Linked DNA regions of Homo sapiens: all the other regions are linked to region 1. A link is a loop called in an ENCODE intact Hi-C map of the cell type or tissue named here. Cell type or tissue: mammary epithelial cell. All regions are shown on one strand. Region 1 overlaps DYNC1LI2 (dynein cytoplasmic 1 light intermediate chain 2). Region 2 overlaps CMTM4 (CKLF like MARVEL transmembrane domain containing 4). Region 3 overlaps LOC124903699 (a long non-coding RNA gene). Region 4 overlaps CKLF (chemokine like factor).

Region 1 (8,000 bases):
AGGTTATGAGTCAGCACATTGTCACCCAGAGGCAGGGCAACATTTTCTTCATCGGAGCCTGAGGTCAGAGGGCCTCTTCTCTGTGGGGAACCTTGACAACCTTCTTCAGGTTCCATATAGTCTTGAAAATCTTTCACAACTGGGGGAAAAAGAGGAAAAAAAATCACATGCACATAAATAAAAATACATGTTAGCTTTAGAACACTGAAAAGAAGGCAATAATAAGCACAAAACACAGGCAGTTGTGTGTGACAAACTTCTTAGTCACATCCAACTGCAAAATCAAGGATTTGGGGATGGTGATACAAAATGCCAATTCTGAAATATTCAGTGTGAGCTTTGTAACATCGGGGCAGCAAAGACATTCCCCTGGGCATCTTTAATTGCACCAAACCCCTGAACAGGTTTTTTTTTCTTCTTTTTTGAGACAAAGTCTTGCTCTCTTGCCCAGGCTGAAGTGCAGCAGTCTGATATCACCATCTTCTGAGCTCAAGTGATCTTCCCACTTCAGCTTCCCAAGTAGCTGGGACTAAAGGCATGTGCCACCATGCCCAGCTACTTTTTAAATTTTTGTAGAGGTGGGATCTTCCTGTGTTGCCAGGCTGGTCTCAAACTCTTGGGCTGCAGAGATCCTGCTACCTCGGCTTTCCAAAGTGCTGGGATTATGGGATTACAGTCTTGAGCCACCATGTCTGGCCCTTAAACAGGTTTTTAAAAAATACTAAGGTTTCAATAGTTCTTACCATGAAGAAAGCCACTTTTCTTATGTATCTTACATTTTCAGAATACCAGAAGAGTTGAACTGTGTAACTTCAACATAGCTGACCATTAGAAACAGCTATAACTTACAATACTTATCACAGTCCTCATTAGAAATGCCTAATGAGCTGGGCACAGTGGCTCATGCCAGTAATCTCATCACTTTGGGAGGCCAGGGCGGGTGGTTCACCTGAGGTCAGGAGTTTGAGACCAGCCTGGCCAACATGGCAAAACCCCATCTGTACTAAAAATGCAAAAATTAGCTAAGGATGGTGGTGCACCTGTAGTCCCAGCTACTTGGGGACTCGTGCTAAGGCATGAGAATCGCCTAAACCTGGGAGGTGGAGGTTGCAGTGAGCTAAGATTGCGTCACTGTACTCCAGTCTGGGCAACAGAGTGAGACTATACCTCAAAAAACAAAACAAAACAAAAAACAAAAACAAACAAAAAACAACAAGCTTCCACCCTGGCCAACATGGTGAAACCCTGTCTCTGCTAAAAATACAAAAATTAGCTGGGTGTGGCAGCACGTGCCTGTAATCCCAGCTACTTGGGAGGCTGAGGCGGGAGACTCAGTTGAACCAGGGAGTCGGAGGTTGCAGTAAGACAGAGCGAGACTCCGTCTCAAAAAAAAAAAAAAAAAAAATGCTTAATGAAACAATTGAATTTTATAAGAACATGCTGTTTCCACACAGCTGAAGCTTGTCAGCACTAAGTAACCAGGCTGGTCTTGCCCAGCACCAGATGTATTTCCTTATTATCCTCACTCTTGTGGACTCAGTCTCATCTTTTGGGGATCCCAAGTCACTTGTGCAGTGTTCACGGCCTATTCCTGCCTAACACAAGAAAGGGTCAGTGGTACAACATCCACTTATTGGCATACAATATTCACTAATCCAGCTAAGGAAGGCCATTAAGGTGACAATGGTCCGAGCCTCAGTTAAGCCAAGTGACCACAAAGCCCACAGCTCTGCACCTTTATGTGGGCACTTCAAGGCTCTCATGTTGGTCCAGAGAACAAAAAATGCAACAGTTAAAGCTACCTTGAGCCAGAGAAGAAAACAGGCAGCTCTACCCTTCTAAGTCCAGTAAGACTGAAGGATCAAAGGCCTTTTACTCTCACCAACATGCTAAGTAAATTCAAACAACAGGACTGAAGAGGACCTAGAGAAAGGTCCTACCTGCTCCTCTTCACCCACAGAACACGTTTCAAACATTTCAAACCACGAGTTTTTATTTACAAAGATTTGACGTTACTATTATATGAGCTTCTGAAATTATCTGAGAGCTCTCTGTCTTTCATGTAACAGTGAGCAAACTGAAAACTAACTGATTAGGCCCTAAAGTGCAGATGTGATATTTCATCTCTACAGCTTCTTTTTTTTTTTTTTTTTTTTTTTTTGTGATGGAGTTTCGCTCTGTTGCCGAGGCTGGAGTGCAGTGGCACAATCTCGGCTCACTGCATCCTCCACCTGCCGGGTTTAAGTAATTCTCTGCCTCAGCCTCCTGAGTAGCTGGGATTACAGGCACCTACCACCATGCCCGGCTAATTTTGTTTTGTATTTTTAGTAGAGACAGGGTTTCACCATCTTGGCCAGGCTGATCTTGAACTCCTGACCTTGTGATCCACCCACCTCAGTCTCCCAAAGTGCTGGGATTACAGGCGTGAGCCACAGCACCCGGCCTACAGCATCTCTTTAATTAAGCTCATTCATATACCTTCACTGTCAGGCTAAACGCGATGGCTTATGTCTGTAATCCCAGAACTGTGGCAGGCCAAGGCGGGTGGATCATGAGGTCAGGAATTCAAGACCAGCCTGGCCAACATGGTGAAACCTTGTCTCTACTAAAAATACAAAAATTAGCCAGGCATGGTGGCGGGCACCTGTAATCCCAGCTACTTGGGAGGCTGAGGCAGGAGAATCACTTGAACCCAGGAGGTGGAGGTTGCAGTGAGCCGAAATCGTGCCATTGCACTCTAGGCTGGGTGACAGTGAGACTCTGTTTCAAAAAAAAACAAACACACACACACACACACACACACACACACACACACACACACACACACACAAATACTTCACTGTTAATACAAATAATCTAGTCAAGTAAACCATACTCCATTTTGGATAAAAACAGAGAAGAACTCCTCCATGTGGTTGTTGAAGGGTCTTTAAAGGAATCAAATATTCTCACATTTTTCTCTTTAAAAGCACTTTTAACAAATCTTCAAATCAATAAAATATACAATGGCTTAACTGGGCAAGATCTAATGCCCGAAGATCTCGTGAGGCACTCAACTAGGGCTTCCCAGACAGTGAGAAGCACAGAGCCTGGAAGGGCTCACAGGTAAGCTAAGCTACGGTTGGAAGGTGGAGGCAGGAAGTTCAGACAGCTGGCTCCACGAACCTCCACCCCATTACCTCGTGCACTGTAAACTTTTCTGCTGTTTTTTACCTGTGCCATGAGGAGAAAATAGTTCAGAAGCCCTAGATTATTCACGCTCTAAAGGAATGACTTAATTGTGGCTGCCCAACAATAGGAAATTCACATTTTTAAATAACTTAGCATTTTATTTTATTTATTTAATTGTTTTTGAGATAGAGTCTTGGCTCTGTTGCCCAGGCTGCGGGGCAGTGGCACAATCATGGCTCACTGCAGCCTCGACCTGCTGGGCTCAATCAATTTGTCTGCCTCCGAGTAGCCAGGACTACAGGCATGTACCACCATGACTGGCTAAATTTTTTTAGAGACAGGGTTTCGCCATGTTGCCCAGGCTGGTGTCAAACTTTTGGTCTCAACCAATTGGCCCACTTCAGCTTCCCAAAGTGCTGGGGTTACAAGCATTGAGCCACTGCGCCTGGCCAACTTAGCATTTTAGAAAGCAATTTGGAAAGCAGAGCAAATATACATAACATGAGTGAAAAGGCAGTATTAAAAAGAGGAAGGACCATGTAAGTTGGATAGTAAAACGTGCATTTTTTCTTGGGTATACACATACTGCAGTGTTAACAATTTCTCTCCAGATGGTGAGTATTTCACAGCAGGGGACATCAGCCCACTTGGGGCTTCCCTTTGGAATCAGATGGGAGTGGGTACAAGAAGATCACAGAGCATCTTCACTGCTGCTGCTGCTTCTCTCTCAACTTTTCCCTCCTACCTCATTTATTGGTTTCACAGTCCTGAGAAGACCCCATAGTCCTACATAAGCATAAGAAAAGCCCCATATATAAAACAAGAAAGAGAAGACTAAAGTACAAAAAAGCGCCACCTTCTGGTGGCTATAGGGGATGCTTTCCCTTTCACTCAGATGATCCCTGCAGCCAAACAGCTGCCACAGACACAAAACCACTGGGAACCTAACCCTAAAAGAGACTGGCCGGCCATGGAGCAGCTTTCCAAAATCATAAGAATGGAGACTGGTGTTGGACTGGAAACCAGGTTGAATAACAGCCCTTCACTCCTTCCATATAACATCTAGAGTCCAATTAATCTGGAAAGCAAGAGTCCTCTGGGCAAGAGGATAGCCAACTGCTTTATTAAAATGTAGCCTAAACCCAGTACTAACAAAGGCTCCTCCAACATACAACACAAAGACGTGGCTACCATTCCAAACATCTGAGAAGGGGTGGTGACAGCAGAGAGGCCAATGGAAAACCAACCAGAGTCGTGGGACATGGTTCCAGCAATTGCTAGCTGCCCTACGGTGTCCTCTCTCCTCTTCCTCCTTATAACCAAACTGAACTTTGATATTTAGAACACATGGCAACCCAAAGTAAAGATTACATTTCCCAGCCTCCTTAAGAGACAGCAGCCCCTGCAGCCCTGCATTTCTCTTCCTCCATCCTGCTGACTGGAACACGGATGTGAAGGCTAGAGCTCTCAGTCAGGAGGAAGAGAACCACACCCTAGAAATGACAAAGCAGTAAGCACAAAGGAGCAAGGTCCTCCAGCTGTCTTCCCAGGGCTCTAATTTCCAGTCCTCAACTACCTACACCTCCAGATTTCATTTACAGGAGAGAAATAACCCTCAGTCTTGTTTAAGCCATTATGTTATCTCAGGTTTTATGTCACATGCAGCTGAATCTAATCCTAAATAACAGCCATCAATGACTAAATCACAAAATAAATTCAGTGTTTCATGGAAATTTAAGCCCCCCAGAAGCAGGCCTTTTATTTACTGTGTCTCCAGCACCTAGAACCTGGTACCTGGTACAGTATAGGGCAGACACTTTCCCTATCTGGGAAAAAACAATATTGGCTCAATCTCTCTCTTTTCTGTCTTAACAGATCTCTACAAGGTTATCACTCTAAGAAAACAGCTTCAGAGAACTGAAGTCACCAGTACATTAGCCCACTCATCTGGGTACAAAGCTGTCTGTGCAGTGGATGAAAGCAGGTCTTCAGACTCAGAACTATTCAGAGAAGTTGTCCTTAAGGGCTCTATTTCAGGAAAAAAGAGGCATTATCTAGAAAGGTCAGTGGTTGAAGACACATGAGCTGAGCTGCATAACAATCACAGTAGCACACATGCGGGTGACCAGGGAAATATACACATGCACAACAAACCGAAGAATACAATGTTAAACTCATTGTTTTAGACAACGTGGGACAGAAGCAAGATGAAGTACTGGACAGAAAACACACTGCGAGAAACTTGATTTAAAAAGCGCATCAAAATTTCTGAACCATTCTGCCAGTAAGTGTGAAGATCCCGTGTGCCATGCCCGAGAAGCCCTCATTAATTCACCAGAGGGGGTGATGTCATCCTGTGAAAATACGCCAGGCTGGGTCAAGCTTGCCCCGGCCAGGACGGCTGCTGCTGCTGCCATGGCTCCAGCCCCTGCCCCTCCCATTTCCCTGGCAAGTGGACAGAAGATGATGTAACTGCACAGAAGCAAGGGAAAGGAAAAACAAGCTTCTGAACCACATTAAGGAAAAAAAAACCCAAACAAACTTCCTTTAATTTGAAAGTTCTTTGTTGTCAAAAGGGCTTGGATGTCCTTAGTCTTAAAATAACCTTTCATGTTAATTACAAAAAAAAAAAAAAAAAAAAAAAGACCCTCCTATTTCTAACTAAAATCGTATTTTGCTGGATTCCAAAATGAACTAAGGAGCTGAAAGCTTTGTCTTTCTTAGGACTTCCTCTAAGCCTGCCAACACGAGGGTCCATAGGGCCTTAATGGAATTCCAGGGCAGTAAACTCAAGCTGCAGAGACCACAGCAAACCCTCACATCCTCTGATGTTAACTCAGCAGACAGAGAGTAACAGAAAAGCACAGAGATCCACAGAACTTAACACATTTTAGGGAGTGAGGGAAGAACTCTTATTTGAAACGGAAACCAATGAAGATAATAAATATTGATTTGTTTTCTTCAACTTGTGACACTTGAGTTAAAGACTGCTTTGAATACTTTTGACTACTGAGTTTACAAGAGGAACTCTGAAATAAATGGTGCAAACAAAACAAAACCACGAAGCAAGGGAAGCCTCTAGGATTGGGAAAAGGAAAGTGATTCAAACCATCTAAAGAGACTCGTGAACTTCCCAATTAAGAAAATTATATTTTACTCACACTTCCGTTCCAGCTCCCTCATTTTTTCTGGTGGAATTTTCATTTTATCAATGTGCTCACGTAAAACACTAGCCCATTTCTGCAGAGATTCCATCACAGTCCAAGGTCTAGACATGTCTGCAACAAAAATGACGAGGGTCTCTGGCAAGGATTCAGCAGAAACTGCAAATTTCAGCAGGCCTTTGTGGTACAAGTCTCCATCCAGAATCCACACGTTGCAGCGCGTGTGATCTGAGAAAACAAGTGAATGAAGCTAGTTACCACCTGACAGTGACCATCAGCATAGCTGCAGAAACAGACACATCAGGAAGATCTTGAAGGTGACAGCTATGAATTCTAAATAGAATGCAAAATTTGGAAATCCAAACCAAAAAGTGCCCAAGTGCTCAGGAGACAGCAATCCTTGGTCCTGGTGCCTTTAAAACTACAGTAATATAGGGTCCAGGCATGGTGGCTCACACCTGTAATCTCAACACTTTGAGAGGCTGAGGCAGGTGGATCACTTGAGGTCAGGGGTTCAAGACCAGCCTGGCCAACATGGCAAAACCCCATCTCTACTAAAAGTACAAAACAAATTAGCCGGGCATCGTGACACTCGCCTGTAATCCCGGCTACTTAGGAGGCTGAGGCAGGAGAATTGCTTGAACCCAGGAAGTAGAGGTTGCGATGAGCTGAGATTGTGCCAATGCACTCCAGCCTGGGCAACAGAATGAGAGTCCATCTCAAAACAAAAACAAAAACAAAAACAAAAACAAAACAAACAAAAAAAACTACAGTAATATAGGAGGTGTTCACACCTAAAAAGGTTTCCAAAATGTCTATGAAGTAAAGATTGAGGGTATCGGACCCAGTGCGGTGGCTCACACCTATAATCCCTGCACTTTGGGAGGCTGAGGCGAACTGATCACGAGGTCGGGAGTTCAAGACCGGCCTGGCCAGCATGGTAAAACCTGTCTCTATTAAAAATACAAAATTTAGCTGGGCATGGTGGCAGGCGCCTGTAATCCCAGCTACTTGGGAGGCTGAGGTAGGAGAATCACTTGAACCCGGGAGGCAGATGTTGCAGTGAGTCGAGATCGTGCCACTGCACTCCAGCCTGGATGACAGAGTGAGACTCCATCTCAAAAAAAAAAAAAAAAAAAAAAGGGTGAGAGTCTCTTAGCTTTCAATAAAAACCAAAAGATACTAATGTTCACTGGTCAACTGTGCCACAACCTAAATAATCCATCATCCTAAGGTAACAGCAATCAGTGAAGCAGTGAGCTGTGCTGAAGAGCCTATGTTTAAACAAGCCCTTCTTGTGTTGGTCACACTAAACAATGCATTCACATACTATAAAGGATGCCAAAGAGACAGAACCTTTGTATTTAAATGTGAAGATAAAATCATCACTTACATAAACTGAGATATGAATTACCAGACGCCTAATTATATTGGGGAATTAGTAATTTTTTGTTATGATAATAATATGGTTATGTTTTTAAAAAATTCTTATCTTAGATGTCCTTATGGCAGTATACATAGATAAAATTTAATGTCTGAAATCTGCTTCAAAATCATCTAGTGGGGAGTAAACAGAGCAAAGAGTAAAAGTACAGTTGAAATAAAATTGATCAAGAACTGGTTATGTATGTTTGTATATTTATTTTTGAGACAGCGTCTGAGACA
Region 2 (8,000 bases), 78 kb before region 1:
TACTAAGACTCCATCTCTACAAAAAATATTAAAAAATTAAAAATTAGCTGGACGTTGTGATACATGCCTGTAGTCCCAGCTACTCAGAGGGCTGAGGTGGGAGGATCACTTGAGCTCAGGAGGTCTAGGCTGCAGTGAGCTATGATTGAGAGAAAGCAAAGAAAGGGAAAGAAGGGAGGTAGGGAGGGAGGGAAGGAGGGAAGGAGGGAGGGAAGGAGAGAAGGAGGGAGGCAGGCAGGGAGGGAGGGAGGGGAGGAAACCATTATTTTGAAATGATCTGGACCCGGATTCTCAATCCATCTGAAAACCAGGAGTTAGAGGGCATTAATTGCTGAACTCAACCAAAAAAACATTCTTTTTCTGCCTGTTCATTTATCAAAGTCATGCTCCTAACTCCCATTCGAGTCGCACTTCCTCCACCAAAGCTTTCTGTGGCTCTTTCTTCAGCCCAAACCAGTTTTATCGCTCTGTGATTTCCTGTGGCCCTTGATCTATGCCAGTGGCTCATATACTTGGTTCATCCAGGGATCCTTTCAAAATCCTGATACCCACATTGGGCTCTAGGACAAGATTTCTCAAACTCAGCACTATTGGCATCTCAGACCGGATCACTTTTCATTGTGAGGGGCTGTCCTGTGCATTGAGGATGTTTAGCAGCATCCCTGGCCTCCACACCACTAGGTGCCAGTACTCCTCCCACCCCCAAGTGGAGAAAGCCAAAAATGTCTCCAGATACTGTCAAATATCCCTGGGGGGCAAAATCTCCTCCCACAGGGAGGAAGAATGGCTGATCTAGCTCGTGAGCATCAGTAGCTATTAAAGCCACCGATGCGGAATTTCAAACAGATGGATCAAGCACCCACCAATCAATCTTGGCTTCACTAAAAGCAAGACAATCAGCTGCTCCACCTGCTAGTGTGGATGCCGTAGGATGAAGCCAGCAGACCTGAGACAGCTTCTTTTCATCCCACCCCCAACCCCATCCCACAGTCAAGCTATATAGAGTAACCAGGTTACAGGAAACAGAGAAGTTGAAGGAGCATGTTAAAATCACACTAGAGGCTGGGCGTGGTGGCTCACACCTGTAATCCCAGCACTTTGGGAAGCTGAGGCAGGCGGATCACTTGAGGTCAGGAGTTTGAGACCAGCCTGGCCAATATTGCGTTGTCACTACTAAAAATACAAAAATTAGCTGGGCATGGTGGTGTGCACCTGTAGTCCCAGCTACTTGGGAGGCTGAGGCACAAGAATCACTTGAACCTCAGAGGCGGAGGTTGCAGTGAGCCGAGATCGTGCCACTGCACTCCAGCCTGGGCGACAGAGTGAGACTCTGCCTCAAAAAAAAAAAAAAATCACACTAGAGAAAGCCACCAGTCAAGGCCAAAATGGGAAATCTATATAACAAATTACCCCATTTCATCAGCAAACAAATGACATAAAGGGAGATGAGGGCTGTTGTAAGATTAAGAGAGACTTCAGACACAGCAAGCAAATGCAATCACGTATGGATCTTGTTTAGATCCTAATTCAAACAAACCAAAAGGGCATTTTGGAGATCACTGGGGAAAAGTGAACATAGGATAGTCAATGACATTAAGGAATAATTATGTTATTTTGAAGTAATATTGATATTGTGGATGTGTCATTTAAAATAAAGTTCGTAACTGATAGAGATGCATACTTCATATTTATAGTTGAAATGCTATGATATTGAAGACTTGTTTTAAAATATTACAACAAAAAAGGAGGGGAGCGTTGATTAAACAAAAATGCAAAATGGTGATAACTGTAAAAGCTGGATAAAAAGTATGTGGGCACTTGTACTATTATCTTTACTAGTGTATGTCTGAAAGTTTCCATAATAAAAATTTAAATTTTTTAAAAATGTTGAAGAACTTATATCCAGAACATACAAAAAACTCAAATCTCCACAATAAGAAACAACCCAATTAAAAAGTGGGTAAAAGATATGAGCACATCACAAAAGAAGATATATAGATGGCAAACAAGCACATGAAAAGATCCTTAACATCACTAGCTATTAGGAAAATGCAAATTAAAACTACAAGGCAGAGCACGGTGGCTCATGCCTGTAATCCCAGCACTTTGGGAGGCTAAGGCAGGAGGATCACTTGAGCCCAGGAGTTGGAGACCAGCCCGGGCAATCTAGTGAGACTCCATCTCTACAAAAAAAGAAAAAATTAGCCAGGCGTGGTGGCACATGTCTGTGGTCTCAGCCTCTTGGAAGGCAGAGGTAGGAGGATTGCTTGAGCCTGGGAGGTACAGGCTGCAGTGAGCCCTGATTATGCCACTGCACTCCAGCCTGGACAATAGGGTGAGATCCTGTCTCAAAAAAAAAAAAAAAAAAACAAAACTCCACCATAAAAGGTGAAATTTATTGCATGTAAATTAAAAAGAAAAATTTTCAATGTTGTAAAGTCTATTGATAAGGAGAAGCAGCATAGAACAGTCATGTTACAAAGCAATCTGTACTTGTAAATATATGCACACAGACATATGTGAACAAATACGGAGACAGTGTTACACACAATGTGACTAGTGTTCATCTCTGATGAGTAAGATACTAGGACATGTGTTTTTTTCTTTTAACTTAGAGGTATTTTCTAATTTTTCTTAAATTGGTATTACTTGTGTGATTTCTTTAAGAAGTAATTTAAAAACAAGCAAATAAAAAAATAACTGCAAGCTGCTCTGGGAAGCCTTTCCTCATCCCTCCACAATAAACCTCTCCCTCTGCAGGCTTCCTGCTGTCTCCTCAAATCTCCTAACACTTGGCTGCCCTGTCCCCATAGTCAGCTCTTCCCTCTCCTGCTCGCTGTGCTAAGTGAGGAAGTGCAGTTTACCGCACGGTGGGGCCTGTCTCCGGAATCGCGTCTAGCTGGCTCCCTGCTCTATCCCTCCCGAACAGACACTCAGGAAAATAGCTGAGTAATGACTGACCAACAGGGCATGAACAGGCATCTACGAAACAGTCATTAAACCATGTCCACAGGCAACTGGACACTATCCAAAGGTTGATAATTAATGTTCCATGTCAGCCTAAAACATGGGCTCAGGTGAAGGGCCACTTAAGTTTCTAGAAATTATTTGGGAGAAAACATACAAAGCTGGTTTATCACTTGCCACATCTGTGAATAAGAGACTTCAGATTGCTAATATGTAAGGTAATAAGCTTCAAAATTATCCCAACATCAGCCAGACTGGTGCTGCGGATGGACTGTAACCCGTATAAATTTCAGGTTCAAAGATTCAGCTACAGGAATATAGAGTAGGGAGAACAGACTTGATAAAAGCAGCCAAGTGAAAACAGACCTGGTGATTTTAGCTGACATCAGTCACACTGAGGCTAAACGCTTGTCAGTTAAGGATGAAGTAAAAGACTGTCATTTTTAGTGGGAAGTAGAGCTAAGCAGTCCCAAATCTTTTCTATAATGCTCTGTTTTCATATTCACAGGCAGAAAAGTCTGTTCGCTAATATGAAAAGATAGTAACATTAAGTCCAAATTTTATTAAAATGGATCCTTTTATATGATTCCTTGCACATGCCAGGAATATCCCAGAGTAATACTTAAAACATTTCCTTACTATAGGCCGGGCACGGTGGCTCACATCTGTAATCCCAGCACTTTGGGAGGCCAAGGTGGGTGGATCACCTGAGGTCAGAAGTTCAAGACCAGCCTGGCCAACACGGTGAAACCCCCATCTCTACTAAAACAACAAAAAAATTAGCCGGGCATAGTGGTGCATGCCTGTAATTCCAGCTACTCAGGAGGCTGAGGCAGGAGAATTGCGTGAACTCGGGAGGCAGACACTGCAGTGAGCTGAGATCGCACCACTGCACTCCAGCCTGGGCAACAGAGCAAGACTCTGTCTCAAAAAAATAAAATAAAATAAAAATAAAACATTTCCTTACTACAAAAACAAAACAAACAAAAAACCAAAACACCATGCCACCGTGATTCATCTCTACACAAGCCAGGGCCCCAGCAGCCTGCAAGCCAGGAGCCTATTTGGCTATCAGACAATAAAAACAGACAACAAAAACAAATTAGAAAGCTTCCAAGTATCATAAATTTGGAATTCCAGTTCCAGTTAATGAAGTAGGTACACTCCAGCCTGTCTGTCCCACTGAATGCTGCTATCAAACTGGAAACAATGCACAGAGCAGCTATTTCAGGACACTGAAAAACAAATCAAAGTAGGCAGATGGTGAAGATGCCCAGAGTTCAAAGCACCACAGAACCAACAGTCAGGCTCCTATTTTTCCTCCAGTGTTCCCCAGCTTAGACTCTAAGGAGCCTCAAACCCAGAAAAACCCAGAAAAGAGAGCCTGGTATAGATAGGGAGTCCAGGACAATCCTCTAGTTCTGGCCAGAAAAGTAGACAGGGGGATTTTCCTAACACTCATAGACATTGAACACAATCCTGGGTTTTATTTTCCTTTTAACTTTTTTTTTCCTTCATTCTCACTTAGATTTCAGACCCCAGACAACCCTGAAGTGTCAGAGGCAATGCAGCAGCAGGAGGCTACAGATGTCCACAACAGAGGAGTCGACTCAGAGGAACCCGAGTTCTTAGGGCATGAGCGAACCCCCTTGCTTTCCCCTTCCCCTGTCCTCCCACCATGTGGCCTAGGACATGGACACAGCTGTGGAAACTGTTCAACAGAGTAGGGTAACTAAAGAACCAGCTTTTGGGACACAGACCCGAAAGAGGAGTTCTAAGGGCTGGAAAATACCAAGGAACTGGCAGAAAGAGGAAGCAAACCCATAAAGTTCTATAAACTCCTGTTTATAAATCAAAACACCAAGCCCATAAAGCTTATAAACTCCTGAGCTCACCCAAAGTTGTATATATATGTGTATCTGACCCTAAACAGTGCAGTAAAGACGTTGAGAATGAACTATGGGATAGCTCACCACCTAGGTCCCAGACTGACCACTGGGTGGCATATACCGAGCAAAGATTCAAATAGCATCACAAAGGCTTTGAAACAGAATTGATATTGAACCTTCAACCCACAGAAGACTGACCAGAACTTCTCACTTGAACCCAGCCAGGTTGATTGCTTTCGAAAACAAAACAAAAATCAACATTCTTCATAGGATTTAAACAAGACCAGAGTCCCATAACATAATAAACAAATGTCCACGATATAATTCTAAATTACTTGGCATACAAAGAACCAGGAAAATCTCAATTCATATGGAAAAAGACAATCAACAGATGCCAATGCCAAGATGACACAGTTGTTGGAATTATCAGATTGTAAAGCAGCTATAATAAAATAACCCAAGATTAGCCAGGCATGGTGGTATACCCCTGCAGTCCCAGCTAATCAGGAGGCTGAAGCGGGAGGATTACTGGAGCCCAGGAGTTCAAGGTTACAGTGAGTGATGAGCTACCTTCTGCTATCCAGCCCATCCATTTTTATTTTGGATACTACGTTCTATGGTTCTAAGATTTTCATTTGCTTTTTTTTTTTTTTTTTTTTTTTTTTTTTGAGACAGAGTCTAGCTCTGTCGTCAGGCTGGAGTTCAGTGGTGCGATCTTGGCTCACTGCAACCTCCGCCTCCCGAATTCAAGCGATTCTCCTGCCTCAGCCTCCCAAGTAGCTGGGATTACAGGCAAGCGCCGCCACACCGAGCTAATTTTTGTATTTTTAGTAAAGACAGGGATTCACCATGTTGACCAGGATGGTCTCAATCTCCTGACCTCGTGATCCACCCACCTCGGCCTCCCAAAGTGCTGGGATCACAGGTGTGAGCCAACACACCCGGCCCATTTGCTTCTTTATATCTTCTATTTCTTAGCTGAGACTTTCTGTCTTTCTATTTGTTTAAAGAGTACGCATCCCTACTTCTTGGATTATTTTATATAAAGCTTAGAACAGGCCAGGTGCAGTGGCACATGCCTGTAATCCTATCACTTTGGGAGGCTGAGGCAGGCAGATCACCTGAGCTCAGGAGTTTGAGACCAGCCTGGCCAACATGGTGAAACTCTGTCTCTACTAAAAATACAAAAATTAGCTGGGCATGGTGGTGGGCACCTGTAGTCCCAGCTACTCTGGAGGCTGAGGCAGGAGAATTGCTTGAACCCGGGAGGCAGAGGTTGCAGTGAGCCAAGATCGCACCACTGCACTTCCAGCCTGGGTGACAGAGTGAGACTCCGTCTCAAAAAAAAAAAAAAAAAATTTCAGATAAAGGAAAATGAAGAGAACTCATAGCCAACAAATCTGCTCTAAATGAAACGCTATGAGGTTCTTCATGGAGAATGGAAATGATACCAGAGGGAAACTTGGAATATCAGTAGTGAAAGAAAAGCAACAGAAATGGTAAAAACCTCGGTAAACATAATATACAATTCTTCTCGAGTTATTTCAAGTATGCATGATGGTTAAGAGCAAAATCTGTAACAATGTTGGGATTTCAATGTATTTGACAACGAAAACAAAGTAGGAGGGTAAAGGGACCTATGTACTTGCAAGGTTTCTGTATTTCATTCTAAGTAATGAAATGTTAATTATAAGTAAAGTGTACAATATTAATGTTATAATTATGTGTATGTATAATGTAATTCGTAGACCAAACACTTAAAAAAAAAACTATATAAAGAGATACTAGTCAAAACTCAATAAATCAATTATAATGAAATACTAACAAATATTCAAAGACTCCAAAAGAAAAGAGGAAAGGGAAAACAGGAACAAAACAGAGGGAACAAACAGAAAATAAATAACAAAATGGTAGGTTTAAATTTAAGCATACTAATAATTACATTAAATATAGGCAGGACATGGTGGCTCACACCTGTAATCCCAGCACTTTGGGAGGCCAAAGCAGGAGGATTGCCTTGAGGCCAGGAGTTCAAGGCCAGCCTGGGTGACAGAGCAAAACCCTGTTTCTCCGAGAGAGAGTCTCCCTCTGTAGCCCTGGAGTACAGTGGTGCAATCACAGCTCAGTGCAGCCTTGACCTACCGGGCTCAAGTGATCCTTCCACCTCAGCCTCCCTAGCAGCTAGAATTACAGTTACATGCCACCATGCCCAGCTAATTGTTTTGGTATTTTTTTGTAGAGACAGGGTTTTGCCACGTTGTCCAGGCTGGTCTCGAACTCCTGACCTCAAGCAATCCATCCACCTCAGCCTCCCAAAGTGCTAGGATTACAGGCATGAGCCACCATGCCTGGCCAAGACCCTGTTTCTTAAAAAAAAAAAAAAAAAAAAAAAAAAATTTAATTAATTCAAAAGGGATCATAGATCTAAATGTAAAATGTTAAACAATAAAATTCAGAAGAACACATAGGATAAAATCTTTATAAGCTGAGAATAGTTTTTAGACATGACACCAGAAGCATAATCCATGAGAAAAAAAATGGATAAAATTTCTTCAAAATTAGAAACTTGGTCTGGGCACGGTGGCTCACACCTGTAATCCCAACACTTTGGGAGGCCCAGGCAGGCAGATCACCTGAAGTCAGGAGTTCAAGACCAGCCTAGCCAACACAATGAAACCCCATCTCTACTAAAAATACAAAACTAGCTGGGTGTGGTGGTACATGCCTGTAGTCCCAGCTACTCGGGAGGCTGAGACAGGAGAATCACTTGAACCCAGGAGGCTGAGACAGGAGAATCACTTGAACCCAGGAGGCAGAGGCTGCAGTAAGCAGAGATTATGCTACCACGCTCCAGCCTGGGTGAGACAGAGCGAGACTCTGTCTCAGAAAAAAAGGCCAGGCATGGTGGCTCATGCCTGTAATCCCAGCACTTTGGGAGGCTGAAGCAGGTGGATCACTTGAGGTTAGGAGTTCGAGACCAGCCTGGCCAACATGGCAAAAACCCGTCTCTACTAAAAACACACAAAAAATTAGCAGGGCATCATGGCACACACCTGTAATCCCAGCTACTTGGGAGGCTCAGGCAGGAGAATGGCTTGAACCCAGGAAACGGAGGTTGCAGTGAGCGGAGATTGCACCACTGCA
Region 3 (8,000 bases), 130 kb after region 1:
GGGAGGCCGAGGCGGGCGGATCATGAGGTCAGGAGATCAAGACCATCCTGGCTAACACAGTGAAACCCCGTCTCTAATAAAAATACAAAAAATTAGCTGGGCGTGGTGGTGGGCGCCTGTAGTCCCAGCTACTTGGGAGGCTGAGGCAGGAGAATGGCGTGAACTCAGGAGGCGGAGCTTGCGGTGAGCTGAGATCGTGCCACTACACTCCAGCCTGTGCGACAGCGTGAGACTCTGTCTCAAAAAAAAAGTAAAATAAAATAAAAAATAAAATTGTATGTATATACACAAATCATGTAATTTTAAATAAAAATAATATTTATGTCAGTATGTAAATGGTGGGGGACAACGCCACTAAAGATGTGATGAAGTCTTCTGATGTTTGTACCCATATTGTTTTTCTTCTTTTTTTTTTTAGAGATAGGGTCTCCCTCTGTCACCCAGGCTGGAGTCTGGTGATGCGATCATAGTTTACTGCAACCTTGACCTCCTGGGCTCAAGCGATCCTCCTGCCTCAGCCTCCCCAGTAGCTGGGGCTACAGGTGTGCACTACCATGCCTGGCTAATTTTTGTATTTTTTGGTAGAGATAGGGTTTCACCATGTTGCTCAGGCTGGTCTTGAACTCCTGGTCTCAAGTAATTCTCCCACACTGGCCTCCCAAAGTGCTGAGATTACAGACATGAGCCACCACACCCAGCCTGTACCTTATTTTGAAGCTCCATAAATAGCGGCTTCAGATGCATACCAGGCAGAGGAAAGTGAGTCTCTTTGCCCCCACGGTGTGAGTTTCCTAGATGATGATAACTCCTGGTAAAATTCTCAACACAAAGTACCATCTTCCCTCATTTCACATGATAATTGTATTCTTGGAAAATATTCTACATTTTAAGACTGTGCAAAAATCCCTTTGTGTTTCCAAATAAAACAGAGCAAGGTTGTAGGTTCAAATGATGATAAACAGATTGTTCATCAGATACCTGTAGAGACCTGGTTAAACAAAACAAAACAAAACAAAACAAAACAAGACTGGGCATGGTGGTTCACGCCTGTAATCCTAGCACTTTGGGAGGCCGAGGCAGGAGGATCACCCGAGGTCAGGAGTTCGAGACCAGCCTGGTCAACATGGTGAAACGCTGTCTCTACTAAAAATACAAAAATTAGCTGGGTGTGGTGGTGGACATCTGTAATCCCAGCTACTAGGGAGGCCAAGGCAGAAGAATTGCTTGAACCCAGGAGGCAGAGGTTGCAGTGAGCCAAGATTGTGCCACTGAACTCCAGCCTGGGCAACAGAGCGAGTCTGTCTCAAAAAACAAAACAAAACAGATCGTTCACCTGTCTGAACATGCTGGTGGGACACTCGAAGGTCAGGAAGAATTCAAACAATCCCTTGTTGTGTGGAACTGGGGAGGAATCCTGGCACCTGTGACCACCCCAAATGCCAGGGGTCTCCCCATCCATGTGACAATCCCTTCCCCGAGATGCTCTTCAGAATGGTACAACAAGCCTAGGGGACGAGAGGAGAAGCTACGCTTGGGGGAAGTGCACCCCAGGAGGGCAGTGAATAAAGTGTTGGGGTTGGTCTGAAGGAGGCGGAGGCCCAGGTGGGAACATTGACAAGGGACTCTGAGGTGCAGCATCCCCATAGCCAAATCCTGGGGGAGCAGGCTGGTCTCTGGGGGTGGAAGGTGGGGGGACCCTATAAGGGCCTTGCTGCCCAAGACCCCAGGCTTTCTGCAGAGGATGCAACAGAACCTATACTTCTCTGGGTCCTGCATGGACCTCTTCTGCTCAACTGCTCTGGGCCCTCCACGAACTGCACCCCTGAACAGACAGTGGGGGCCCTGTCATCTATAGCTCCTGTGGAGACCTCTGTGGGCTGAAAACCCACTTAAGTCACACACCAAGAGGATGACGGGGTCCTCAAGTATGTCACTAAACAGAAAAATAGTCCAAAATGATACCGAACTGACAAGTAACTACAGGGAAGGTAAACATAATTGTGATTTCCCTCATGTTGCTTTTGTTTTAATAAAATGTTAAGTAACAAATTGTTTTAGAGCACCTTCCTTTGGTGTCTTTGAGAACATGCTCCATGTGCCTGTGGAATGGCCCATCAGTGAACAGTCCATGAACTGACTCATTTAATCAGACCCAAGACCTTTTTAAAAAATAAGTAATTAATTAATGTTTTGAGAGAAGGTCTCACTGTGTCATCCAGGATGGAGTGCAGTGGCGCTATCATGGCTCACTGCAGCCTTAACCTCTTGGGCTCAAGCGATCCTCCCAACTCAGCCCCCAGAGTATCCACCACTCCTAGCTAATTTTTTAAATTTTTAGTAGAGATGGAGTCTCCCCATATTGCCCAGGCTGGTCTTGAGCTCCTGACCTCAAGCAATCCTCCCAGCTTGGCCTCTCAAAGTGCTGGGATTACATGCATGAGCCATTATGCCCAGCCAAGACCCCAAACCTTCTGAGATAGGTACTATTCTTTCTCTCATTTTTGTTTGTTTGTTTGAGACAGAGTCTTGCTCTGTCGCCCAGGCTGGAGTGCAGTGGCAGGATCTCGGCTCACAGCAACCTCCATCTCCCAGGTTCGTGATTCTCCTGCCTCAGCCTCCCGAGTAGCTGGGATTAAATGCACCTGCCACTACGCACGGCTAATTTTTGTATTTTTAGTAGAGACGAGTTTCACCACCTTGGCCATGGTTGGCTAGGCCGGTCTCGAACTCCTGACCTCAGGTGAGCCTCCTGCCTCGGCCTCCCAAAATGTTGGGATTACAGGCATAAGCCACTGTGCCCGGCCTTATTCCCATTTTGCAACTGAGATACTGAGGATCAAATTGATTAAGACATTTGCTCTGGGTCACACAGCCAGGAGTTGCTCGGGCCACGATTGGTCTATCCCAGAACGAAGTCTGAGCAAGCTCTAGGCCCCTGAAAAGGAGTAAAGCCCCCCGCCCCACACTAGGTCCCTGAAAAGGAGTGAAGACACACACACACACACACACACACACACACACACACACACACACACTCCACACTCTTCCACACTCTTCCTCCCTCCACTCTGGGAAATGAGAAGCTCAGGTGCTTCCCGCAATCTGTTCTCGCCCCCTGGTGGCCACGTTTAAAGCTGCGGCTGTGTCTTCAGTGCATCCTAGCCGGGGATCCACCACCCGGGGCCTGAGCCTGGCTGTGCTGGAAAAGAGTTTGCCTGGCAGGTTGCTACTTGTCAAACTATATAAAATATTTTTGCTGTTGTTTATCTCCTGTTTCACTGATGCCCTCAGCTCTTGCTTCTTCTGCTGGCTAGAAGCTCCGGCACTGGACGGAGCAGACAGCTGGCCAGCGCCACAACCACTGGACTCCTGGGGAAAGGACGTGCACTTCTCCCCGAAACTATGAAGGATAGAAGAGGGCAGAGGGCCGGGCGCGGTGGCTTACGCCTGTAATCCCAGCACGCAGGGGCTCACGCCTGTAATCTCAGCACTTTGGAAGGCCGAGGAGGGCAGGTCTCAAGGTTAGGAGTTCGAGACCACCCTGGGCAACACAGTGAAACCCCATCTCTGCTAAAAGAAAGAAAAAAAAAAACTAGCCAGGCGTGGTGGCACATGCCTGTAATCCCAGCTACTCGGGAAGCTGAGGCAGGAGAATTGCTTGAACCCAGGAGGTGGAAGTTGCAGTGAGCTGAGATCGAGCCACTGCACTCCAGCCTGGGTGACAGAGCGAGACTTCATCTCCAAAAAAAAAAAAAGAAGAAAAAGAAGAGGGCATTCCAAACAGGGAACAGCAAGGGCAAGGGCCTGGAGGCAGTTACATGGAACTGAAGGTGTGAGAAAAAGCCAAATTAAAGTTGACCCAGGCCAGGCATGGTAGCTCATGCCTATAATTCCAGCACTTTGGGAGGCCAAGGTGGGTGGATCACTTGAGGTCAGGAGTTCGAGACCAGCCTGGCCAACATGGTGAAACCCCATCTCTAATAAAAAAAAATACAAAATTAGCCGGGTATGGTGGTGGGTGCCTGTAATCCCAGCTACTTGCGAGGCTGAGGCAGGAGAATCGCTTGAACCCGGAGGGCGGAGGTTGCAGTGAGCCGAGACTGTGCCATTGCACTCCAGCCTGGGCAACAAGAGCTACACTCCATCTCAAAAAAAAAAAAAAAAGTTGACCAAGGCGGGGCGCAGTGGCTCACGCCTGTAATCCCAGCACTTTGGGAGACCCATCACTTGATCTACTTGGGTGGATCACTTGAGGTCAGGAGACCAAGACCAGCCCGACCAACATCTCTACTAAACCCCATCTCTACTAAAAGTACAAAAATTAGCTCGGTGTGGTGGCGTCTGCCTGTAGTCTCAGCTACTTGGGAGGCTGAGGCATGAGAAGCTTGAACCTAAGAGGCGGGGGTTGCACTGAACCGAAATTGCACCACTGCACTCTAGTCTGGGTGACAGAGCCAGACTCTGTCTCAAAAAAATTTTTTTTTAAAAATAAAATAAAGTTGACCCAGTCTTCAGCATAGCCTGGAGATGGGGGTGCCCTGATTACAGTGACAGGTCCTAGTTCTTCAGACAGAAATAGCTCTTGAGCCAAGGAAAGGAGGGCAGCTGTGCTCCAGCACTCTGCATACTTCTCCCTGCCCCCCATTCTGCAGTGAACACACAGCTGGGGGAGGGTCTGCCCCCACAATATACATGGGAACGGCTGCCCCCATTCAGCAGATAGAGAAACTGAGGCTCCAAATGCAGTTGAGGTTCCTTGCACAAGTCACTCATTTGACCAATGGCAGTGCTGGGATTCTTGTGTCTGCCCAGCCTCTTAAACTGCCACATCACATGGGGTACCCTGTGCCAGGGGAGGCTCTTGTCTTTGGGGAAAGTAGAGGTCATGGGCTGTGCACTTCCTACACAAGCCTCCAGGCCAAAGTGTCCTCCTGGTCCTCAACAGGGAAGAAAATATACCCAGTTTGGATTCTCAGACTTCTATGGAGAACTGGGTTGTTCAGGTGAAGGTTTATAGGGTTTGATTGTTGCTAATGGCTGATTAAAGAGTGCTTGACTTTCTATGAGTGTGTTTGAAACTGTATTTCCCATGGAGGCAGTGGGGGTCAGGGAGCAGGCTCAGAAATACCCATACATTGTTAGCACCCTGGAAATGAAGGCAATGCATGGGTATATTTAAATTATAGTCTTTCTTTACCAATGATTTTGCAAAGGAAAAAGAGGCTAGGTGCAGTGCCTCACGCCTGTAATCCCAGCATTTTGGGAGGCCAAGGCTGGCAGGTCACCTGAGGTCAGGAGTTCAAGACTAGCCTGGCCAACATGGTGAAACCCCATCTCTACAAAAATACAAAAATTAGCCAGGCATGATGGTGGGTGCTTGTAATCCCAGCTACTTGGGAGGCTGAGGAGGAAAATCGCTTGAACCTGGGAGGCAGAGGTTGCAGTGAGCTGAGATTGCACCATTGCACTCCAGCCTGGGCGACAGAGTGAGACTCTGTCTCAAAAAAAAAGAAAAGAAAAAGAAGCATAGGCCGGGCATGGTGGCTCATGCCTGTAATCCCAGCACTTTGGGAGGCCAAGGCGGGTGGATCACCTGAGGTCAGGAGTTCAAGACCAGCCTGGCCAACATGGTGAAACCCTGTCTCTACTAAAAATACAAAATTAGCTGGGCGTGGTGGTGCATGCCTGTAATCACAGCTACACGGAAGGCTAAGGCAGGAGAATCATCTGAGCCCGGGAGGTGGAGGTTGCAGTGAGCCAAGATCTCACCACTGCACTCAAGCCTGGGTGACACAGTGAGACTCCATCTCAAAAAAAAAAAAAAAAAGCATAAAATAAAAAATTAAAATTAAGTTATAGTCATTATCTAAAGATAAATAAATAAAAAACCACAGCATGGAGCTGGAGATGCTAACTGTCTTCCCTGGAGGAGCATACAGGAGCTCTCTCTCTGACTTTGGAGATGTCCAAACTGGCTCCTTCAACTACTAAATGTGGGAAGCTTCCAGGAAAGTGGCTTGATGGGAGTCCAGAGAATGGGGTCCAGACCCACCTCAGCCAGGAGCTTAAAGTGGGATTCTAGAGAACCTGCAGAAGAAGGCCGGGTGCGGTGGCTCACACCTGTAATCCCAGCACTTTGGGAGGCCGAGGTGGATGGATCACGAGGTCAGGAGATCCACACCATCCTGGCTAACATGGTGAAACCCCGTCTCTACTAAAAATAAAAAAAAATCAGCCGGGTGTGGTGGCACGCGCCTGTAGTCCCAGCTACTCGGGAGGGCGAGACAGGAGAATCGCTTGAACCCTGGAGGTGGAGGTTGCAGTGAGCCGAGATGGCACCACTGCCCTCCAGCTTGGGCGACAGAGCGAGACTCGGTCTCAAAAAAAAAAAAAGAGAACCTGCAGAAGTCAGTTTAGGTCTCTGTACTTTATTTTACACCTTAAAGAATGGATGGGCTGGGCGAGGTGGCTCACATCTCCAATCCCAGCATTTTGGAAGGTCAAGGCAGGAGGATTGCTTGTACTCAGGAGTTTGAGACCAGCCTGGGCAACATAGTGAGTCTCGTCTCTACAAAAAATAAAACTTAGCTGGGAGTGGTGGCACATGCCTGTAGTCCCAGTTACTCAGGAGGCTGAGGCAGGAGGATTGCCTGAGCCCAGGAGGTCAAGGCTGCAGTGAGCTATAATCACGCCACTGTACTCCAGCCTGGGCAACAGAGCAAGACTCTGTCTTAAAAAAAATGGATAGAAGGGTGTCTCACAAAGTACATGGGTCCAGCCAGATGTGACTAGTTTCTACAGCAAAGAGGAGGTTCATGGGGAAACATTTGGCATTGCTGCAATAAAACTGGATGGATTCCTTTTACTGCAGAATTTTAAAGCCTTGACTATACACACTGTGCATTCTGAATCTCTTCCAAGGTGGGGTAGTGGGCTATGGATCTTTTCTCTCAGAACATTTTGTGGGATCGTGTTCCAGGGAGCATGCTTTAGGAAAGCAGGAGGGAGATGCCCTCTCAAGTCCTTTCCAGCCCTGGCCCAAGGGTTGGAGATGGGGCAGGCAGCCCTGGCCATAAAATCCAAGCCCTTCCTTTGGCCCACAAGGCCAGGACCTTTGCCCCTGCTGTTTTCTCTCCATAACTTCCTTCAGATCTCTCCCGAAAGCCTTCCTGGATTTCCTATCTACAAGGGCGGTGCCTCCAGTCCTCACCCACAGGGCAGGTGCAGCTGCAACCTGGCCTCTTCTCTGTTGCCTTCTTGCCCCAGAGAGTGGGTGTGCTGTGTCTTCTTCCCTCCCACTCCTATGTGTAAGTGTGTAAGGCAGACTTTAATGAATTGTTCCTGATTATTAAATATATGTTCCATGTTTAAAAATAAGAAAAGTAGGCCAGAGGCGGTGGCTCACGCCTGTGATCACAGCACTTTCGGAGGCTGAGGCAGGAGGATTGTTTGAGTCCAGGAGTTTGACACCAACCCCGGGTAACAGAGCGAGACTCTGTCTCTATTTAAAAAAAAAAAAAAATGAGTAGGGCTGGAGTGGTGGCTCACACCTGTGATCCCAGCACTTTGGGTGACTGGAGAGGATTGCTTGAGCCCAGGAGTTCAAAACCAGCCCTGGCAACATAGCAAGACCATGTCTCTATTAAATAAATTAGTAAAAAAAAATTTTTTTTAATTAAAAAGATATAAGAATAGTAAATAATGAAATAAATGGAAAAATAAAGAATGTAAGAGTTCCAGCTGGGCTGTGGTGGTGCACACCTGTAGTCCCAGCTACTTAGGAAGCTGAGGTAGGAGGATCTATTGAGCCCAGGAGTTCAAATGCAGTGAGCTATGATTGCGCCACTGCACTGCAGCCTGATGGGAGACTGTCTCAAAAATAAAGAAATAAAGAAATAGACCTACAGTTTTATGACCCAGAGATAAGCATTGGTAACTGCTGGCTTGTGTGTCCTACTAAACTTTTCTCTGCATATAAACAGGTGTGCACACGGGGAGGA
Region 4 (8,000 bases), 180 kb before region 1:
ATTCAGTTGTCACTGAATAAATCGTGGGTTTTTTTCTTCTAGGCACTAACTGTGACATCTATGACCTTTTTTATCATCGCACAAGCCCCTGAACCATATATTGTTATCACTGGATTTGAAGTCACCGTTATCTTATTTTTCATACTTTTATATGTACTCAGACTTGATCGATTAATGAAGTGGTTATTTTGGCCTTTGCTTGTAAGTGTTCAGTTTCATCCTTAAATTTTACTTTTTCCTACCATAGTGAGATATTCTAATGAACTCTGTTTTTTGCTTCTCTTAAACCTTTAAGGTAATCTCTGTTAGGCTTAGGAAGGAGGAGCTCTACCCATTGCTAATGTGCCCTGTATTGCTTTGGGAGAGGGTCTCAAGGATGCAGGGCAGCCACAGAGCATAAGTTCTCTGCACCATCTATCAGTAGATGTGGCTGACGCTTCTGTTAGAATTCACTTGGATAGATCTTCTAAAGAAATTTAAATTTAGGACCATGTTAACAAAATTGTAGTGCATTCTTAATCTTTATTACCTATTTGGATGCATGTTAATATGGCCTCAAAATTGGGATAGAGATGGAGACAGATACACAAGTATCTATCCTTGCACATCTTTGGTCACTAAATGGAAAATCAAACTAATTGGGGAGGCTAAAGTACAATGTTATCTCACTTGAAAATATCTGTAGTTATTACTAAATAATGTTGGCACCTCTTATATTTCATAGTATATAGACTGTAACCTGCCATACTCATATAATTAGGAATAACTGCCCAGTGGAATGCCCAGATGGTTCTGAAAACTGTCAAATTGGGCAGATTGAAGTTATTCGTTAAGATGTATGCAGCCCCTCAGCCTGGACTAGAAGCTGATTCTAAGAAAAACTGAGTGACTTCTCCTCTGTCCTCTTGCAAGTCTCATTCCCAGCATCCTGTCTCTGTAGGTCTCCCTCCTGAATCCCCCTGCTGCCCTTCTCCTCTTTGGCTGGACTGATTGCTGCCATGTCTTCCTTGGCTGCAGTGGTCTCATCCTCTTGGATGCCACAGTGCTAATATCCAAGCTGATAATTCCTATTAACAAGAAAAGACTTTAGAGCTATTCTTAAACCATAAGCATGCCTTTAAATGGTACCTTCTGGAACCACCTTCAAGGCCAGTGGCAAGCATTTCAGGCAAATCATAAGCTTTTTAAAAGTCCTAAAAGGGAAAAGCTGGGAAATAGGATCTTCATAGAACCTCTCCTCTCAAAACTACTTGATGTACACTTCAGAGCTGGACTTCGTTGGAGGGAGGTCTAGGAGAAGAGATTACAAAGTCTTCCTCAGTTGGCCCTCATTTAGTGGCAGAAAGGGTTAAACTAAATTTTTCTAAAGATTTCTTCAAGAGGATAATGAACACTGGTCCACATCCTCTAGGTCTTGTATAGTTGCTTTTCACACTCTGCTTCTCTAGAGTTTAATAAAACTAACACATTTTAGCCTTTCTTTTTTTCCAAACATAATTCCTTGGAGTTTCTTACATGTCCCAGTAATAAACTGGGAGCCAGGAGTGTAACAGAATACACTGAGAGAGAGTAGCTTATATGTAGCACACTGAAAGGAATAGTCCCCAAATCTCTAAGGATCAAACTTTACTGATATTGTATCTCTTAGAAATGGGGTGTTATATGGGTAACTAAGTTTTTGCTCCATTACGAAACCCAGAATCCTTTCTGATCTTGATCTAATGAAATTATTTATTCAGCAAATGTTAAGTATTTGCTAATCCTAGATTCTGTAATTGGTTCTTTGGTTAAGACAAAACAAAAACCTTGTACCTCAGAAACTTTAAATGCACCCAGGAAGCAACACAGAGAATATAGGTGCTATGAGAGATATACACCTAGGATGGCGTGGATGCAACCCAGCAAGGGAAAGGGACCAAGTCACAGTAGGCTGTGAAGAAAAAGTGCCCAAACTGAGGGCTGAAGGATGAAACGTAGTTAGCAGATGACTGATACAGGGAAGGGAAAGTGCTTTTCTGCTAGAAAAGCAGCAGCATATGTGAGGGTCTAGGTGGAGAAAGAGCATGACCCTCCAGGACCTGCAGGTGTATCTGAATGGTTGGGTATTGAGTTGTGAACAAGAGCTGGGGCAAGAGTGAGGTTTGTGAAAACAGGGTCAGGGCATACAAGGGTTTGTGTGCTGTGGACTTTAACCCAAAGGCTAATGGGAGTTTTTGGAGGTTTTTAAGTAGGAGAGTAGCATGATCAGATGATCAGCCTCCATGTCTTGAGAGGATACTGAGAGAGGAAGAATATGTTTAAGGAAGGGTGCAGGAGAGCAGTATGTAATGAGTTTAGCTTGATAAATACTAGATTTTAGTTACTTAAAAGATATTCATATGGAGATATTCAGAAATGGTGTGAAACTTAAGAGGAGCTAGAGCTGCCGTTTTAGGAATCATCACCTCGTGATATTAACTGAGCTCGGACTGGCCACAATAGCTCAGAGAGAGTGTAGAGAGAGCTGAAGGTAAAACTGGGAAACGCCAACATATGAGATGAGGAGTGGCCAGAAAAGGCAGGAGAGCACCCAAGTGTGACTGGTGTCACCGAAGCCAAGATGGGAATACATTTCAAGAAGAATGGACACATTTAAACAGAAAGATAAGTATACACACACACACACACACACACACACACACACACACACACTTTCTCTCTCTCTCTGCCCCCTGGTGACCTTTTCCAGAGGAGTTTGCCTCCAGTGGGCAAGTGACAGGAAAGTTGTAGGACTGAGCAGGCAAGGAAAGAGACAACTAGAGGGGTCATCTCTGAACTGAGGAAATATGGCCAGGGACAAATAAAAGTAATGAATAGAGTGAGGTCCCTGCAGAGTAGAATTGGAGCCAGAGCACAGGTGGAGAAGTTGCCTGGGGATGTTACCTAAAGTGTAGGACACAGAGATGGCTGACTGTTCCAATTAATCTGTAGGTGGGGAAAAGGTAACTTAGAAGTACCTCCATCTGCTAGCCACTGCCTTTGCTAACTAGGAGAGGGCTTGGTCATCTCCATTCAAATTGTCCCAAAGTTGTTGTCCCTGATAACAGTCTGTAGAGCAGGCCTTCTCTGATTGTTCCCCCCCGAGAGCCCCAAATGACAGAAAACACAAAAAGCCAGTCAACCCATGGCTTTGAGGAGGTATCTAAGCATAGGCTCAGAATTCCTTTGAAATCCCTATTTTTGTAATTAAGTTTACATTCTACTCTGTGGCATATAGATGTTTTCATTTTTAATATAAAATAAATGGTCTAAATTACTCTTGAGGATCATTGGTGTTTCGGGGCAGGCATATCTTTTTTTTTCCCCCTGTGGTTCTCTGCACTCCCTAGAACACCACTTTGATCCAAAGCCATCTATAAACCCTTGCCCAGATTGCTCACAGGAGGCAGGCTGCCTGTCTGAAGTAGGAGTGTGGTCTGTTGCCTTTTGAAGCAGAGCAAATATCCAACACAGAAGAGAGTTAACCTAGAATAGTTGTCTCAGTATCTCCTACAAATGAGAACTTTTTTCTTCCTAAGTATATCTGATCTTGCCCTACCCCCATTGAACCTGTTCCTACTTTCTTTCTAATAACTGCTTTTCTAAATTACCAGGGTTTTGCAGTTTGCTATTTGGGTTATTCCTTCCTGCCTGTGGTTATCTGCAAACATACATAAACCTTTCTCAGCTAGACAGTTTACCTTTCCCACGCTACACATCCATTTTAAAAATGTAAAATTGCACTTCTTGACATCACAGTTAAGAATGAAACTGATTTTTACTTTGTAAAAGTATTAAGCGAATGAGCTATATCATCAGCAATAATAACATAATTGGTCATCCATTGCATAGAGATGTCTGTGGGGGTTTCCTGAAAATTACCACTTTCTCTTAAGTGTGTGCTATTTTAAGTTTTATTAATTGCCTTTTTTTTTTTGAGACGGAGTAAAAAAAATTCCACCAGGCTGGAATGCAGTGGTGCAATCTTGGCTCACTGCAATCTCCGTCTCCTGGCTTCAAGCAATTCTCCTGCCTCAGCCTCCCAAGTAGCTGGAACTACAGGCGCTCACCACCATGCCTGGCTAATTTTTGTATTTTTTAATAAAGACAGAGTTTCACCATGTTGGCAAGGCTGGTCTTGAACTCCCAAAGTGTTGGGATTACAGACATGCACCACAGCGCCCAGCATTAATTGCATTTAGTAACTTAAAGTTTGATATACAATGTAGACTACTCTGCATTTTCTTACGTTATTAAAAATGAGCATTTTTACTTCCCATGGCACCCCTTCTACCTTAAACTTTCTACATAATACATCATCTACTTTATTTCCTAATCAGATGAGTTTTCCCTTCAACTACATTTATGTTAAGTAAAAAAGAAATAAAAAGCTTTTTAAGTAAATGATTGGCATATCACAGGTAAAAGAAAACCACTAGGTGTCATTATAGACCAGATACTATCTAGGTATCATTTTACTGTGACATTTTGGTTTCCTGAAAGATAGATGCTAAATAAATTTGTTTAATAAAATGAAACTTTCAAAATATTTAGGAAGCTGACTCCTTTTGTTGCAACAGAGTCTCACTCTGTTGCCCAGGCTGTAGTGCAGTGGCATGATCTCAGTTCACTGTAACCTCTGCCTCCCGGGTTCAAGCAATTTTTGTGCCTCAGCCTCCCGAGTAGCTGGGATTACAGGCATGCACCACCATGTCTGGCTAATTTTTGTTTTTTTTAGTAGAGACGGGGTTTCACCATGTCGGCCAGGCTGGTCTCAAACTCCAGGCTTCAAGTGATCTGTCTGCCTTCCAAAGTGCTGGGATTACAGGCGGGAGCCAGTGCATTCTGCCTGCTGACTTTGTTTTTTGTTGTTGTTGTTTTTTTGTTTTTTGTTTTTCCTTTTTAGCATTGCTTGGTAGTCTTCATGTAAGGCTCAGCTTTATTGTGTGTTTTTAGGATATTATCAACTCACTGGTAACAACAGTATTCATGCTCATCGTATCTGTGTTGGCACTGATACCAGAAACCACAACATTGACAGTTGGTGGAGGGGTAAGTGGAAGTCTTTCTGCTTGCTTTCTTCAGGTTTTATCAGAATGCAAATTTACTTGGAAAACAGATGTAAGAATAGAAAGCTATACTATATTCATCCTTGAGATTCCTAGGCCAATATACAATGCCTAGTGGCTTAATATTTTTGTCTGTGAATGCTTGCCCTGATTAACATGAAGGAGTATGATTTTATACTAGAAGCAGAATTAACCCAATAAAGGGGTTCCTACAGATTTCTTATAGGTACGTAGGGCTAGACTAGACTGACAAAAGCTACTGGAATCAGTTACAGCACTTAGCTCTGAGAAACCTGATGTCAAGCAAAACAAAACAAAAGGATGGATGAGTTTCATAGCTCTCCCTTTTACAGAAAAGGATACATACCATTTGTTAAGATGAGACAGACTGTTTTGAGCTCAGTTATTTCTTGTTCAGATCCTTCAGATAGAATATAATAGATGATGTCCTTACGGTAAGAGAACATTGGCAGGGCACCTTGCAACTAAAGGATCATTTTGAACCCGGCTTGAAGAGAAGCAGATCAATTCCATCAGACCTCATCCTAGAAAGCAAGCCAGAATATGACTCAAGTAATTTAGTTATAGTTCTATCTGATATTCTTCTAAGATTTCTCATACAAGGTTCAAAATCATTTAGCTTTTCTAGGTTCTGACCTAGAGAATTGAATTAGAAAGTTCTTAAATAAATCTTCCTACTTCCATGTTCTTTCATAGTATGGGTCACTTAGGAGAACTCTCAGCCATATATGTCAGAAGCCATGATTTTCATCTCCCTTAGGCCCTGAGCAACTTCATGAGGAGTCAGAATTATTCTAGAAATGAGATAGCTCTGTATCAATTTCCCCCAGTTGTTTTTGAAGATAATACTCATCTTTCTACTGTGAAGAAGGAAGGACCAGGCATAGGATTTACTTTCATTCACTTTTTTACTCATTCATTCATTTACTCATTTCTTAAGTGTACTTTGGCAGGGGCTGACAAAATATAGAGCTGTGCTATTCAGTATAGTAACCATAGTTGCTAGCCACATGGGGCTACTGAGCACTGGAAATGTGGCTAGTCTGAATCAAGATCAGCTGTAAGTATAAAAATACACATTTAATTTCAAAGATTTATTACCCCCAACAAGGAATGTAGAATATTTTGTTAATAACTTTGTTGATTACATGTTAAATGATAATATTTTAGACATACTGAGCTAAATATATTAAAATCTATGACTTATTTTTTTCTTTTTTTTTTTTTTCTGAGACAGAGTCTGTCTCTGTCGCCCAGGCTGGTGGAGTGCAGTGGTGCTATCTCAGCTCACTGCAAGCTCTGCCTCCCGGGTTCACGCCATTCTCCTGCCTCAGCCTCCCAAGTAGCTGGGACTACAGGCATCCGCCACCATGCCTGGCTAATTTTTTGTATTTTTAGTAGAGACGGAGTTTCACCGTGTTAACAAGGATGGTCTCGATCTTCCGACGTCGTGATCCGCCTGCCTCGGTCTCCCAAAGTGCTGGGATTACAGGCGTGAGCCACCGCGCCCGGCCGACTTTTTTCTTTACATTTATAATGTGGCTGTTAAAAAATCTTTAATTATGTGGCTGTGTTACACTGGTGACTCATATTATGCTGCTTTCAGACAGCACTGACTAGAGTGTGAGCCCCGTCCTCAAGTTGCTTAGAGCTTAACACAGGAGACACAAGTGGAAACCGCTGTATATAAGCTGTTGACAGGGAGCTGCATGGTGCAGAAAAGAGGAAACTACCTCTCTGGCAGTGGAATTGCTGTTTGCTGAGAATAAAGGAAAAAAAATGGAAAAGGTTCCAGGTAGAGGAGCCAATAGTGTACAGAGTGCCAGTCATGAAAAGATTGGTAGGAGGTATTCAGTGTGGTCAGAACCTAGGAGGCAGTGGCTTGAGACTCTGGGTGGAAAAGGAGACTGTGAGAGCCATGTCTGGAGCCAGGAAGCCAAACTTCCTGATGACTGGAAGAAGCTGACCAAACAGCATGCAAGGAATGACATCCCCCTCTCCCACCCCAGGCACCAGCTCTCAGATAGCCATCAGAGTGTCTGAAGGCCCCCACGTGTTCTTAGTTATTGTTTTTATCTAATTTTACTTTCTTAAGGTCTATTTAGAATCTCACCCTTTAAGCAGATGTAGCCTAGCCTTTGAGAGTTCACTTTGGATCATCTTATTAACTCCAGTTTTCTGGAGCTACAGTCCCCATGATTTAATATTGAGCTGGTGTTAACTTTGACCTTTTCTTCTGTAGAGTTTGTCAGTAGAGAAGTCAGAGTTGAACACTGGGGTTAGAAATATTAATAACTAAATATCCTCAGTAGGGCTTAAAAGAATACATGCAAGAGCAGGTCAAGAGATAAAAGCAAACAAGTATGGATTTCAGAGCCCACACTGCTTTATTATTTTTCTGCTCACTTAAATTATCTTTTCTCTTTCTATAGGCAAGTATTTAGAAAACTTAGCAATGAGGAGAATAAGATGATCTCTGAAGTCTCTCCATGTTAGTATTAGATGAAGCACAGGGAGCAATCCGAGTACCCTAGCAAGAGAGGAATCTGGTGGGCAGACCACTTAAAACTTGTGTGAATGACAGGAGTGGGGACCATGGTTAGGGCAGTGACACTTGTCTTTCTTTCCAGGTGTTTGCACTTGTGACAGCAGTATGCTGTCTTGCCGACGGGGCCCTTATTTACCGGAAGCTTCTGTTCAATCCCAGCGGTCCTTACCAGAAAAAGCCTGTGCATGAAAAAAAAGAAGTTTTGTAATTTTATATTACTTTTTAGTTTGATACTAAGTATTAAACATATTTCTGTATTCTTCCACATATTTTCTGCAGTTATTTTAACTCAGTATAGGAGCTAGAGGAAGAGATTTCCGAAGTCTGCACCCCGCGCAGAGCAC

What was found. A loop is a pair of places that touch in the nucleus more often than their neighbours do. Peaks named below come from ENCODE experiments on the same cell type or tissue, not always from the same donor. Only the 100,000 strongest peaks of a DNase experiment are listed, where the experiment ranks them.
Region 2: it touches region 1 in a loop (2.8-fold over the local background); 25 of 110 quality-filtered maps call a loop at or near these places.
Region 3: it touches region 1 in a loop (7-fold over the local background); 28 of 110 quality-filtered maps call a loop at or near these places.
Region 4: a loop joins it to region 1, with 23 times the contacts of the local background. A loop is called at or near these places in 8 of 110 quality-filtered maps.

The regions. Positions count from the first base shown.
Region 1 is chr16:66,736,106-66,744,105 of GRCh38, forward strand. It overlaps DYNC1LI2 (dynein cytoplasmic 1 light intermediate chain 2), which reads right to left. Exons shown (of 13, transcript NM_006141.3): 4 at 6,333-6,563; 5 at 1-139. Among named protein-coding and RNA genes, the nearest start is that of DYNC1LI2, 12 kb to the right of the region's middle. In mammary epithelial cell, a CTCF peak has its summit at 4,031 (motif pointing left); a DNase peak (open chromatin) is centred at 5,586; H3K27ac peaks cover 1,721 bases.
Region 2 is chr16:66,658,038-66,666,037 of GRCh38, forward strand. The region is part of intron 1 of CMTM4 (CKLF like MARVEL transmembrane domain containing 4); the gene reads right to left. Among named protein-coding and RNA genes, the nearest start is that of CMTM4, 35 kb to the right of the region's middle. In mammary epithelial cell, CTCF peaks have their summits at 2,890 and 4,965; a DNase peak (open chromatin) is centred at 2,924; H3K27ac peaks cover 1,786 bases.
Region 3 is chr16:66,864,883-66,872,882 of GRCh38, forward strand. The region is part of intron 1 of LOC124903699 (a long non-coding RNA gene); the gene reads right to left. Among named protein-coding and RNA genes, the nearest start is that of PDP2, 12 kb to the right of the region's middle. RefSeq lists a silencer at 152-345. In mammary epithelial cell, a CTCF peak has its summit at 3,116 (motif pointing left); a DNase peak (open chromatin) is centred at 3,129.
Region 4 is chr16:66,558,148-66,566,147 of GRCh38, forward strand. CKLF (chemokine like factor) reads left to right here. Exons shown (of 4, transcript NM_016951.4): 2 at 43-201; 3 at 4,975-5,070; 4 at 7,739-7,921. The coding sequence ends at 7,864. It overlaps CKLF-CMTM1 (CKLF-CMTM1 readthrough), which reads left to right. Exons shown (of 4, transcript NM_001204099.2): 2 at 43-201. Among named protein-coding and RNA genes, the nearest start is that of CMTM1, 4.3 kb to the right of the region's middle. In mammary epithelial cell, a CTCF peak has its summit at 4,447 (motif pointing right); no DNase peak of the experiment used is centred here.